Linked DNA regions of Homo sapiens: region 2 is linked to region 1. The links are chromatin contacts, found by Hi-C or POLR2A ChIA-PET in ENCODE. All regions are on one chromosome and are shown on one strand. Each heading gives the region's core, a stretch centred on a gene start or an enhancer-like site at or near the end of the contact. The rest is flanking DNA. Distances are from core to core; before and after follow the strand shown. Region 1 overlaps LOC124901379 (a long non-coding RNA gene). Region 2 has its middle 32 kb from the start of MARCKS.

Region 1 (6,485 bases), core at 2,349-4,848:
TTTTCAACCCTGATGACATTATAAGAGCTTCTAGCCAATTAAATAAGGAAAATAGATTTTAAAAAAGTAATAGAGATATAACCTTAAATTCAAGGGCCTCAATAAACTATTAACATAATAAAAAGACAAAGAAACTTGAATAAAAGGAAAGATATATTTAATATTCTGTATACATATTTTAAATTTCCATTACTTAATTTATTAATTCTAACAAATCCAGTCAAAATCCCAGCAGAACTTTTGAGTAACTTAAAAAATTGATTCTAAAATTTATGTAGAAAGATAAAGGCCCATGAATAGTTAAAATGTTTTTTAAAAAGAGCCAAGAGAGACTTACCCAAACAGAAATTAAGACATTTAAAAAACTATTGTTTAAACATGTGGTACCGGCACAGGAACACACGGGTAGATAATAGAATAGAATAGAGTCCAGAGAGTAGAGAAAATAATACATGAGATTGAGATGATAATCACAAATAGCAAGGGACTAGGAGTAGTGGCTCATGCCTGTAATCCCAGCACTTTGGGAGGCTAAGGCAAGAGGATTCTGCTTGAGGCCAAGACTTTGGGATCAGCCTGGACAACATAGCGAGATACCATTTCTATAAAAAAAAAAAATTAAAAAAGCAGCCAGGTGTGGTGGTGCATTCCTCTAGTCCCAGCTACTCAGGAGGCTGAAATGGGAGGATGGCTTGAACCTAGGAGAGCAAGGCTGCAGTGAGCTATGGTCGTGCCACTGCATTCCAGCCTGGGTAGACTGAGTAAGAAACCATCTCGAAAAAAGAAAAAAGGAAGAAAAGAGAAGAAGTTAGCAAGGAAAGAGTGGATTCCTTATTAAGGAATAGATTAATTGGGTCACCATATGAAGAAAAATAAATTGGGAATTCATACATCATAGCATATATAAAAAGAAAAGAAGAAAAAAGAAAAAGAAATCCATTTAAATTAGATTAAAGGGCTAAAGTTGAAAGGCGAAAATCTAAAGCTGTTATGGAAGAAATAGAGAAATTTATCTTTGTGATCTCATGTGGAGGAAGCTCCAACAGAAACCCAAAGCACAAATGAGAAGAAGAAAAATGAATGTGTTTTGCAATATCCAAATATAAACATTCTGTTTAACAAAGGACTACATAACCAAAGTTAATAGGCAGATATAGATTGAAGGAAGGTATTTATAATGTGAAAACTAACAAGAAATTATCTTACATACACATAAATGTATAATTGGTTTTTGGAAAATAAGCAAGAAAGACTGTAAACCAAATAAAATATGGACAAAATACATGAATAATAATTCACAAAAGCTTAGGGTGGGAATCAAATAGTTAACAAGCATATGAGCAGGTGCTTCCTAATATATTTATGCATTTATTTTTTTGAGACAGGGTCTTGCTCTGTTGCCCAGGCTGGAGCACCGAGGTACAATCTCAGCACACTGCAACCTCCGCTTCCCGTGTTCAAGCAATTCTTCCACCTCAGACTCCTGAGTAGCTGGGATTACAGGTGCATGCCACCACGCTCGGCTAATTTTTGTATTTTTAGTAGAGACAGGGTTTCACCATGTTGGCCAGGCTGGTCTCAAACGCCTTACCTCAAGTGATCAGCCTACCTCGGCCTCCTAAAGTGCTGGGATTACAGGTGTAAGCCACCTCACCGACCAATGTTTACTAATTTGAACAGTCATGAGCTACCATTATCAGGCTGGCAAAAGTGAGGTAGCTTCAGAATATCCACTGCTCATAATATCAACTGTTGTTGGAGGTAAGGATGATGCAGTCACTATGGGCAGTAATATGGCAGTATTTAGTAAAATTAAATATTCATGTAACTGTGATCCAACAATCCTCCTCCTGGTGTACACTCCAGAGAATCTCCCCCCCACGTCCACAGGCAGACTTGGTTACCACAGTGCTAGTCCTGTCAGCAAAGGGGAGGAGGCAATTGTATGTGTTTATCACCAGTGGAATATGTAAATATCATGTGTAAATGCAAACCATGAAACCTAGTTGACTAAAGACTCCTGGGGTCTCCCAGAAGACTACCAACAAAGGATAATTATCTTCCTTATCTGGATTCTGAACAAATTAAGAAATAAAAGCAAAAATGAATGGAGATCTAAATATTGCTTTTATTGTTGATAACATAGCATTCGAAGATGTTTAGTGTGGGTGAAAAAGGACCCGAACACTGAAAACCAGAGTAGACAGAATCTCCACCTTGGGCCAGGTGCCCACATGGGGCGCCACATCTAAGCAGGAGAAAAAGTGGACTCTCTGAAAGTCGCCAGGACCCATGAAGAAGAAGGGGAAGACAGAGAAGAGCATGCCCAGCCATTCTTCTCAAATTTACCCATTAATGCAAGTCATGGAGTAAAAAATGGAATAGAACGAGACGCTTCATGGGAAAGTAACATCTGTGTGAGGAAGAATGACAATGGAATAGACCTCAAAGGATAAGAATGGTGAAAAAGTCAGGACTGATACAATCACAGTTCAATCTATGTACATTAAAATAAACACATGTAAAAGACAAATGTAGAATATTTTTCAGGAATATCCATCTAAGGAAATGTATGAAAGGTAGATTTGAAAGGCAGAGATTACATTTTAGGGATGTCTATGTCTATGGGGAATTAATACTAAATGTTTTAAAAAATAAAATGGGAGATTTGCACAGATAAAGGAAGATAGAATGACCTGAGGTGAGGCATATGAACAACTTTCTGGGGTTAAAAAGAAAACATTAAAAACGCAGATATGACATGGCATATTATTATTGCTTGCATTTGTATTTGTATATATAACTATCCCACAAAAATCCAACAGCAACAACAAGAAAAAATAGTTATTGAATGACTGCACGGATGGTCTCGGAGTTCAAAGATGGACAAGATATTGAGCCTTCTCCAGAGCTTAGAGTCTTTTGGCGACAGCTTTCGTTTGTACAGAACGTTTTTAGGTCTTATGAGAGTTCATCATTAATCAGGAGACATAACATCAGTGGGAGAGAAGAGAACACAAACCCGAAATCACGCTGATGTTATGGGCGACCTTTTAACTTCAAGGCTGTGCTTTTCACATCCGGAGTGTGCTCCTTAACCAGTTATCTTCTATTCACATTTCTCACTAGTGATGGAGACACGTTGCTAACTCAGTTCATCTTGTTTCTTTCCCAGAATCTAAAGGGAGAAACACAATCGTTTTCCTATTCTTGTTACATAACTATCTTATGAGAAATCTGCTAGCAAAACGCCCCGGCTCGGCCCTGGATGAGGGGCCAGGCCCAGGAGGCGTGGAAGAAGAGAACTGCCAGCACCGGACGGGGTCCTCCCTGGCTCAAGGAGAGGCAACTCCTGTTTGGACCGTGCGCACAGCGCAGGGCTGCTGAGCGGCACTGACTAGAAGGGACTTGGAAAGAACCGCTCAGCCCCACAGGCGACAGATGGTGTTTCTTCTGCATTTGTGTGGAGGGGGTGGGGGAGTGTTGGTAACAATAAGCAGCAGTAGCCACTTGACAGGCTCCCTGCTGCCAAGAATTTGCATGACGAGCGCTTGCTGCCATCTGGAGAACTTCAGCTCATTGAGGAAGAATCGGTGTTTCAGCTTCCATGCTCTGTGGGCCCCAGTCCATGCTGAGGATATCCTCTCCCAGGGGAAGAAGAGCGCAAAAGGGAAACCAATCAGATGAACCTGGCTTGGGGGAGGTCCAAGTCCACTGCACCATCCCTTAGGCAAAGTCAGGGTGAGCTGGCCATGCTGGCCTAATCCCGAGGACGTGTGGACAGATCTGGCACTTCAGAGTGGATTAGGTCAATGGAGCCCAGCACCTTTTGAACATGAGTCTGTTTACACAGCAGTAGTCGATAGAGGAAATGTGGACCCGAGGAGAAAACTCAAACAAGTACCCTGTTTCCCATGGCCTCCAGAGGAGAGTTCAGTGAGGCAAAAGGCTGACCATACACCCCGGGGATTCCAGGATTCCGTTCACAGACCACAGTGCTGTGCATTACAAACACATGTGTGGGCCATTTAATTAAACACATAACAGGCTTCCAGCTGCTAAGATTTTGTGTGTTTAAAGCAAGATGTATTTTCAAAGTGCAAAAAAAAAAATCACTTAAATCTTAAGTTTTACTTTTAAAGTATTTCCTTCCTTTCTTGTTAACTATCTGGGAAATTTGTTACTTTTTTTCTCGTATATATATGTAAATATATATGTATATATAAATATATGTATATATAAAAATATATATACATGTATATATAAAAATATATATATACATGTAATATATACATGTATATATAAAAATTATATATATACATGTATATATAAAAATATATATATATATATATTTTTTAGCCAGGCTCAGTGGCTGTAATCTCAGCACTTTGGGAGGCTGAGGTGGAGAACTGTTTGAGGCCACGAGTTTCAGACTGGCCTGGGCAACATGGCAAGACATTGTCTCTAAAAATTTTTTTTAAAAAATTAGCTAAGCATGGTGGTGAGCACCTTCAGTACCAGCTACTCGGAGGCTGAGGTGTGAGGATCACTTGAGCCCAGGAGGTTGAGGCTGCAGTGAGCCATGATCACACCACTGCACTCCAGCCTGGGGGACTGAGTGAGACCCTGTCTCAAAAACAAACAAAAGAATTTTTTTTTTTCTAAAATGTCTCTAATTGGTATTTAAATTTTACTGGATCAAATGATATTTTAAATATAACATCAGGAGATTATATCCTATAGTTAAAAACAAGTTACCAGTAGCAGTTAAAAGGTCTGTATTTAATACACATAACCACAAAGCTTGATAAACGCTCTGTCTTGCCAGAATTTCCAGTGTCAAACTGCATGAACAGTGTTCCTCATAGGAGAAAAGACATGTGCTCAAATATATTAATTATGGATTAATCAAATAAGTGAGAGTAAGACCACATTTACTATTGATGCTCTGTGAGATTTTTGAAGGCGGAAACTATTATTAATATATCTATCTTCATTACCCCAGCAGGTAGCACAATTCCTGCCATGGGGTAGGAGTCTGTGTTTGTTTCAGCATTGGGAGTTACAAGGAACAGAATATTGGTAAAGTTAAACCAAAAGAGAGATTTATGGGAAAGTTGCTTCTCTCTCCTATGGACTAAGAGGTGAACAGCCAACACTAGAAAGGAAGTGCCAGTCTCACAAACTGCAGGAATGGGTGGTCTTTAGTCTCCACAACTTGATGATAAATGTGCTGACATTCTGGTGACCTCTGTATCTAAATTTCAAATTCTCTGAAGGTTGATTTTGGTAGGCCTAGGTTGGGTTGGTGTTGGGTGACTGCTCTGACCCATCAGAGAAGGATGAAGGTGGCAGGCACGAGGAATGCAGTGGTGGCTGTAGGAGCCTGACTCTGGCTATCAGAGGCAGTTTTCGAACAGGGGGAAAGGTATGTTCACATGTAATGTGCAAAGAGTAGTGTGCAGTCATTTTCAGAACGTCATGAAGCATCATCAGGTATGAAGCATTCTGGTTGAACTGGATTATTTCGGAGAATGTAAGCTTAATGCTCTGTTTGTCCAAACTTAACATTTAAATTACTTAAAACTTTTAAGTGCATTTCCCTGACTTATTAGGTTGAATTATTGAAGTGATTTAGTGCTTCCATGGTTCAGAATAATAATTATGCACATTAGTTATTATGCAATACTGTAACATAGTGATTCCCTTAAGAACTACTGAAGGTTAAGAGAGGCAGGCCGGGTCTAGGGTGGTAGAGGGAGGCACCTGGGACGAGCCGTTTATGAAGGCAGCCCAGCATGAGAATCACCTGTAGAGTATTTTATTAGCTGCTTCCTCCTGTGTGCCTCCCTTGCTGCACCCTACTCTGGACCCTGATGAGATTACTATTTATCCTTATGCAAAAATGGCTCTATATTATTCACCCTGAAAGTTTGACAGCTCTCCCTTCTCAGGAAACTTTACTACAATCATTCTCACTTCCCCACCCATTCAAACTCTCCTAATCTTGTGTTTGCCACAACCATGGTGTCCTAATTGCTCTTTCCCCCACCCCATCCCCCAATCTAGGGCAATCCTTATTTTAAATATTCCATCATATGTTTCCATTGCCAACACACCACCACACATGTGAATGAAATACTCATAGATATAGGCATGGATATGTGTATCCAAGCAGACTTAATGCATTCAGAAAAGGGTCATTTGAAAAAATACTAAATAAGTGATTTTTTTTTTTTTTTTGAGACAGAGTCTCACTCTGCGACCCAGGCTGGAGTACAATGGCGCAATCTCAGCTCACTGCGATCTCTGCCTCCTGAGTTCAAGCGATTCTCCTGCCTCAGCCTTCCGAGTAGCTGGGATTACGGGTGGACGCCACCACTCTCGGCTAATTTTTGTATTTTTAGTAGAGACAGGGTTTCACTGTGTTGGCCAGGCTGGTCTTGAACTCCTAATCTCGTAATCTGCCCACCTCAGCCTCCCAA
Region 2 (6,485 bases), core at 1,171-3,670, 260 kb before region 1:
TATAATGTTATTTGTGTACATGTTTTATTTCCCATACTATAAGTTTTATTATCTTAAAACCTTTAAACTGTCTACACCATCCCCTTGTATTTTACAGATAATAAATATAGAATGGAAGACAGATACAAAAATAACAATAATGTAACACAATATATAATGACATATGGGCATATGGGTGGTAGACATTAAAAAGTGCTCTGGGAATGAAGAGATGAATTGATCAGGGAAAAGCACTTGGAAGTAGGGTGGTTGATATGGTTTGGCTCTGTGTCTCCACCCAAATTTCACCTCAAATTATAATCCCCATAATCCCCACGTGTCAAGGGATGGAACAGGTGGGAGGTGATTGGATCATGGGGGTGTTTTACCCCATGCTGTTCTCATGATAGTGAGTGAGTTCTCACAACATCTGATGGTTTTATATGGCAGTTTTTCCTGCTCTTGCTTGCTCTCTCTCACCTGCCATCATGTAAGATGTGCCTCTTCCCCTTCCTCCATGACTGTAAGTTTCCTGAAGCCTCCCCAGCCATGCGGAACTATGAGTCAATTAAACCCCTTTCCTTTATAAATTACCCAGTCTTGGGTGTTTCTTTATAGCAGTGTGAAAATGGGCTAATCCAGTGGTCATGGGAGAGGTGGGGTGAAGTCATTCCAGGTAGAGAAAAAATATTAGCAACTGGTGCCCATAGGAAAGAATATATCTTTGGGAAACCAGGAGTGATGATGATGGACAGTAAACTAGAGGAAGGGATGTTGCAAATACCAAACTAAGATGATTAGGCTCTTCTATAAGCAAAGATTAGATACAAAAATTTTTTGAGCAGTTGAGTGCCATATCAAAGAGACATTTTCAAGAGATTTCTCAGGTGATGGCATGTGAGTTGGTGAGAGAGCTTGGAGGCAGAAAAAATCAGAAGAATTAGTTACTTGTGCAAGAGTATGTGAATATCTTGGAACAGATATAAAGGTGTAAGGCAGAGAAACTAGAGCAGGAGAGTGGAATCCTCAGATTATAAAGAGATGACCAATAAGACATTGCAATTGAGTTTGAGGATAAGGAAAGGGGTAAATAAAAACCCATTTCTAGGTCTTGTGTTTAGATTATGTTAAAAATTGTGATACCATTGATAAATGGTGGAAAATCAATTTTGGAGGAAAAATAATGCATTCAGTTTTAGGCATTTTCAGGTTGAAAATGCAATGATGGAATGTTTGGGTGCAGAGGAGGCAGGCGCTAACCAGTTTGTTGAATGTTCAAGACTGGAGCTTAGAAGGGAGATCAGAGGTTAGAAAGTAAATACAAGGCCTACATGTTAGCTCACACTTGTAATACCAGCATTTTGGGAGGCCAAGGCAGGAGGATCGCTTGAGGCCAGGAGTTTGACACCAGCCTGGACAACATAGTAAAGACCTATCTCTACAAAAATATAATCAAAAAGTTAGCCAGGCATGTGGTGCATGCCTGTAGCTCTAGTTACTCAGGGGGCTGAGGCAGGAGGATTGCTTGAGCCCAAGAGTTTGAGGTTGCAGTGAGCTATGATCATGCCACTGTACTCTACCCTGGATGACAGAGTGAGACTCTGTGTCTAAATAAATAAATAAAAAGGAAAAACATATAGATGAAATGATGAAAACATATAGATGAAAGTAAAAACATATAGATGAAATGATGAAAAAGAGTTGTCCACTTACTTCCTTTGTTGTAATTTCTCTGTTATAAGCTCCTTGAAGGTAGGACGAAGTCCTATTTGTTTTTGTTATCTGGCTTTGCATGTGAAGCACCTGGTACATAATCTGCATTTTATGAGTCATTTTTCTGGAAAGCTACTTAGACCCATATGCAACCCTATGTTACTTGTGCTAACGAGATACAAAGAGAACACTTAGGTGTAAAATTCACAGACAAGTGAAATTTTTAGGTAATAGCCTCAATCTTCCCTTTCTCCTAGAAAATAATTTATTACTACAAGTTACCAAACTAAAATTTATATATATTTTTTCATCTGATGATAGGTTGAAAGGCTTTAAGCCCATTACAGATAGGAAGTCTTAGTTAATTGCTATTTTGTGCTTGCTGATTTCTCAGGTCCCTTAAAATTTTAAGAAATCTAAGTTTAAGTTGGGTGAGAAGGAACTAGATAAAGCTACAAATCCTTGACATATTAGGAGTGCACATTACTCCAAAACCTCTATTTATCTTTTTCTCCATGTTTCTCTGTAAATTAGCCCAGCACTGAGAAATGATGGCTGAGCCTTGTAAAAGAGTACCTTCTGGTTCAACTTCTGTAGCTTAATCTGCTTCTCCCCTCCCAGCATGGGAGAGCTCAAGTAATGCATGTTTCCAAGTGTGGAGGGAAAAAGTCAGGGCCCTGTCTCTGCCAGCCCAGCAGTTCTCAGAGGAGCTGGAGCGTTGCCCGGTTGCTCCTGGGAATTGTGCGGTCGCCAGTGCAGCTGCACTCCTCATTACATGGTGGCCAAGAAGAGTCTCTTTCTATGCGCTGATTTTTCAGCTCATAGACATTGAGGCACCAGGATGTTGTAGGGGATTGGGGAGGCACTCTGCCCTATAAATATGACTTTCCCAAAGTTGCCCCTCCTTCTCCTCACTCTGGCCACAGTTTACACAGGAACACAGCAGAAAGATTGCATATTTAAGTCTTTTCTTCCTTCAAGGGAGAGACAGTCACCCCTGCTTAGGTGCAGAGAAAGAGAGGAGAGTGGAGAGCAGAAAATAGGCCTCCTTTAGTCTCCCTTCAGTGGCTGGAGGAGGTGTGGCACAGTGGGAGAGCCCCAGACTCAGAGGCAGTCAGAGATCTGCTACTGGGACTCTATCACCCTGGACCTTCATTTCCTCTTTGCAAAATGAGGGGCTCTAACTAGATCTCTAAAATCTCTTTCCTGGCTGGGCGTGGTGGCTCACACTTGCAACCCTAGCAATTTGGGAGGCGGAGGTGGGTGGATCACATGAGGCCAGGAGTTCGAGACCAGCGTGACCAACATGGCAAAATCCCATCTACTAAAACTACAAAAATTAGCCGGGCGTGCTAGTGCACACCTGTAGTCCCAGCTACTCGGGAGGCTGAGGCACGAGAATTGCTTGAACCCGGGAGGGGGAGGTTGCAGTGAGCTGAGATCGCACCACTGCACTCTAGCCTGGGCCACAGAGTGAGACTCTGTCTCAAACAAAAACAACAACAACTCAAAACAAACCAACAAAGAAACAAAAAGAAAAGTATCCTTCCTGTCCTAATATCCTATTTTTTTTTTTATTTCATGAGATGAAAAACAATACACACTCCAAGTTATTCTTGACGTAATTCCACTAGAGTACTGGGCAACATCTAGCTCATGTATAAACACTTCTCCATGCCTTTTGAAATACTTTGGAGGAGAATACGGAAAAGGTAAATCTGAGAGAACACAATTAATTCTGACATTTCTGTTAAATTTGGAAAACTACAATCTTGAACTAGAGTTTGTAGGTTGGCCAGAACCTAAGTTTTGAGGAGGTATCTTCTAGGCTGGACTGATTTATGCTGGCCTTGAGCATGCAAGGACTCCCAGCCTGAAGGACTGCGATACAGTTTGGAGGCAAACTGTCTTTGATTAAACTGTTCCATCTAGTCCTGCTCCTGGTTACTGAGGGTGTGCTGTTAGTTACCACTGTGAGTGAGAAGTGGAGTCCACGTAGATACTTGGCAACGGTTGGCATCTATGTGGTCATGTGTGTTGTTTGTGCTGAAATCCCATAATACCTCCAGGCAGTTTAATTCTGTGGTGGAACCAACTTGAATAATTAAACAAAGCTAAGATTTGACAACACTGCACTTGTGGTACAACACAGCTGTGATTCCATGGGCTCAGCAGGGAGAAGGAGTTGGAGGAATCTGTCATAGCAAAAGCATGCTTTGTAACAAATAACAATTTAGCAGACATCCAAAGTGCTATGGAACAGAGGCTATAAAGAGTATGGTCTGTCAGGAGTGAATGGGTCATGGTGTCTGTTCTTGGGGGGTGATTGATCACGTCTGCTTGAATCATGGGTGTCTTATGAAATGAAACTTCTTGCCAGAGATGGATCGCCCCGTGATGCTCTCTCCTCCTATAAACACTTTTGCCATCTGATTTATAAATTGTCAGTAAGTAAACATTTTTGGGGAGAAAAGATCACTTTTGGGAACAACTAAAAATTTGATACTTTTTGTGTGTGTGTGTGTGTCTGGGATAGCCCTAGGGATTAAGGAAGACTAAAGACTCTTTGTTTATTAGATACAATAGAAGTTTGTATATTTGAAAGGATTTGTTTCCTGCTGCCTTCTCTTGTTGGGTAAAGCTTAAAAAAATAAAAATACTTTTGAGAAGTAACCAATTTTCTGATGCTAGACTTTGGGATCTCTATTTTATCCTGAGTGTGATGGCTTTTTGTGTTCCCAAGTCATTCAGGGGATGCTTTTCAATGGCTGTTTCCTCGCCAGTCACATTTAGTCCTGCAGAAGCCATTTGTATAGCTAACATGATCCACTCAGCAAGTGAGAGCTGGAGCATATTAAGCACTGGAATCATTTTACTGCAGAGCAGAAAAGATCTTGGATTTTAATGTTTAAGACTTTTGAATTGTGGGGCTCAGCTACCCAAATAGATTAGTATGTGATTCTGAAGAGCAGTAAAATTGGTATGTGATTTGCATGCTTCGACTTCAGAAGTCTTCAACATAAGTTAAATTACTATTATGCTTTTGTTTTGTGATTAATGTAACTGCAATTGCAGATGTTTTCTCAAAAGATCAATTTACCTCAGAATTCTCTTTTCTCTCTCTCTCTCTTTTTTTTTGAGATGGAGTGTCACTCTGTTGCCAGGCTGGAGTGCAGTGGCACGATCTTGGCTCACTGCAACATCCACCTGCCAGGTTCAAGTGATTCTCTTGCCTCAGCCTCCCAAGTAGCTAAGACTACAGGTGCGCACCACCATGCCCAGCTAATTTTTGTATTTTTAGTAGAGACGGGGTTTCACCATGTTGGCCAGGATGGTCTCGATCTCTTGACCTCAGGTGATCCACCCACCTCGGCCTCCCAAAGTGCCGGGACTACAAGCGTGAGGCACCGTGCCTGGCTTCTTTTCTCATTTTTAACATGGGCAATTCATTAGCTTAAAATCATAATAAACTTCTAGAATGATATATTTCAGATTTTATAGAAGATGTGTGAAAACAAATATTAAACATTGATTTATAAAAAACTGTTTAAAATCTTTCTTTTAATCTGATCTGTCTTGGCATTTTTTTTTTTCCTGCTTCTGTTTCCATTAATTTTTCCTGTCTCATCTCCGGATTCTTCTTCTTTTTTGTTTTTTAAATACAGAGACAGGGTCTTGCCATCTTGCTGAGGCTGGTCTTGAACCCCTGGGCTCAAGCAGTCCTCCTGCCTTGGCCTCCCAAACTGCTGGGATTACAGGTGTGAGCCACCATGCCCAGCCTGATTCTTCTTTTGGAGACATTTCCTTTTTGTCTTCTGAAAGAGATTCCACTGAGAATCCACCCCACTTTCCTGTTATAGTTTCTTCACTGTCCAGTGTCTTTATACTCTTTTTTTTTTTTGAGATAGAGTCTTACTCTGTGGCCCAGGCTGGAGTGCAGTGGCGTGATTTCGGCTCCCGCAACCTCTGCCTTCTGGGTTCAAGCTATTCTTCTGCCTCAGCCTCCGGGGTAGTTGGGACTACAGGGGTGCACTGCCACGCCCCCTCTAATTTTTGTATTTTTAGTAGAAACGGGGTTCCACCACGTTGGCCAGGCTGGTCTTTAACTCCTGACCTCAGGCAATCTGCCCACCTAGGCCTCCCAAAGTGCTGAGATTCAGGCATGAGCCACAGTGCCTGGCCCTTCATACTCTTCTGATGACCACTGCACAACCCAAATGTCTGTCCATCGCTCCAGTTCCTTCCTTCGTCAGACTTCTAGTGTCCCTGCTACACAATAGCTGCCTGAGAGGTCAGCCTACACAGAGCCTAAGTCATTTTCTTCATAAAGTACTTATCTTCACTCAGTTCCTCCTGTTAGTCTCCCTTCTCAAAACTCTACTCTGTATTCTAATTCAGTCACTTAGAGAACTCTGGTATTTATTCTGATGGCTCACCCTCCCATTCTCAGGAATCTCTTGCCTGTATATCAAGCTTGTCGAACTCACAGCCTGCGGGCTGCATGTGGCCCAGAATGGCTTTGAGTGTGGCCCAACACAAATTTGTAAACTTTCTTAAAACATTATGGGATTTTTTTTGGCTTTTTTTTTTTTTTTTTTTTTTTTTTAGCTCATCAGCTATCATTAGCATTAGCATATTGTATGTGTGGCCCAAGACAATTCTTATTCCAGTGTGGCCCAGGGAAGCCAAAAGACTGGACACCCCTGCATATTTTTGCTTGATTTTCCTGTCTGAAGTTTCTGGATTTTGGTCACCATAAAATGCTTCAGTGCAAAAATTTCTTTGCTTTCTGG

What was found. Hi-C counts contacts between places; a loop is a spot of excess contacts on that map. ChIA-PET counts read pairs that join two places held with the same protein, here RNA polymerase II (POLR2A). Pooled maps may share reads with other maps.
Region 2: a loop to region 1 is called in a map of sigmoid colon, with 2.3 times the contacts of the local background. The contact joins two enhancer-like sites. A Hi-C loop is called at or near these places in 1 of 168 maps with a recorded cell type or tissue (sigmoid colon) and 4 of 50 pooled maps. POLR2A ChIA-PET finds 5 or more read pairs at or near these places in 1 of 52 experiments (OCI-LY7).

Annotation. Positions count from the first base shown.
Region 1 is chr6:113,561,909-113,568,393 of GRCh38, reverse strand. All of the region lies in intron 1 of LOC124901379 (a long non-coding RNA gene), which reads left to right. Among named protein-coding and RNA genes, the nearest start is that of LINC02541, 85 kb to the left of the region's middle. RefSeq lists enhancers at 2,786-3,549, 3,550-4,314. Within about 2 kb of position 3,598, at least 20 of the 41 ENCODE cell types and tissues checked have a DNase peak (open chromatin) inside an H3K27ac peak, as active enhancers do; they include sigmoid colon, where a contact is called at or near this core.
Region 2 is chr6:113,821,911-113,828,395 of GRCh38, reverse strand. No RefSeq gene overlaps it. Among named protein-coding and RNA genes, the nearest start is that of MARCKS, 32 kb to the left of the region's middle. Within about 2 kb of position 2,420, at least 12 of the 41 ENCODE cell types and tissues checked have a DNase peak (open chromatin) inside an H3K27ac peak, as active enhancers do; they include sigmoid colon, where a contact is called at or near this core.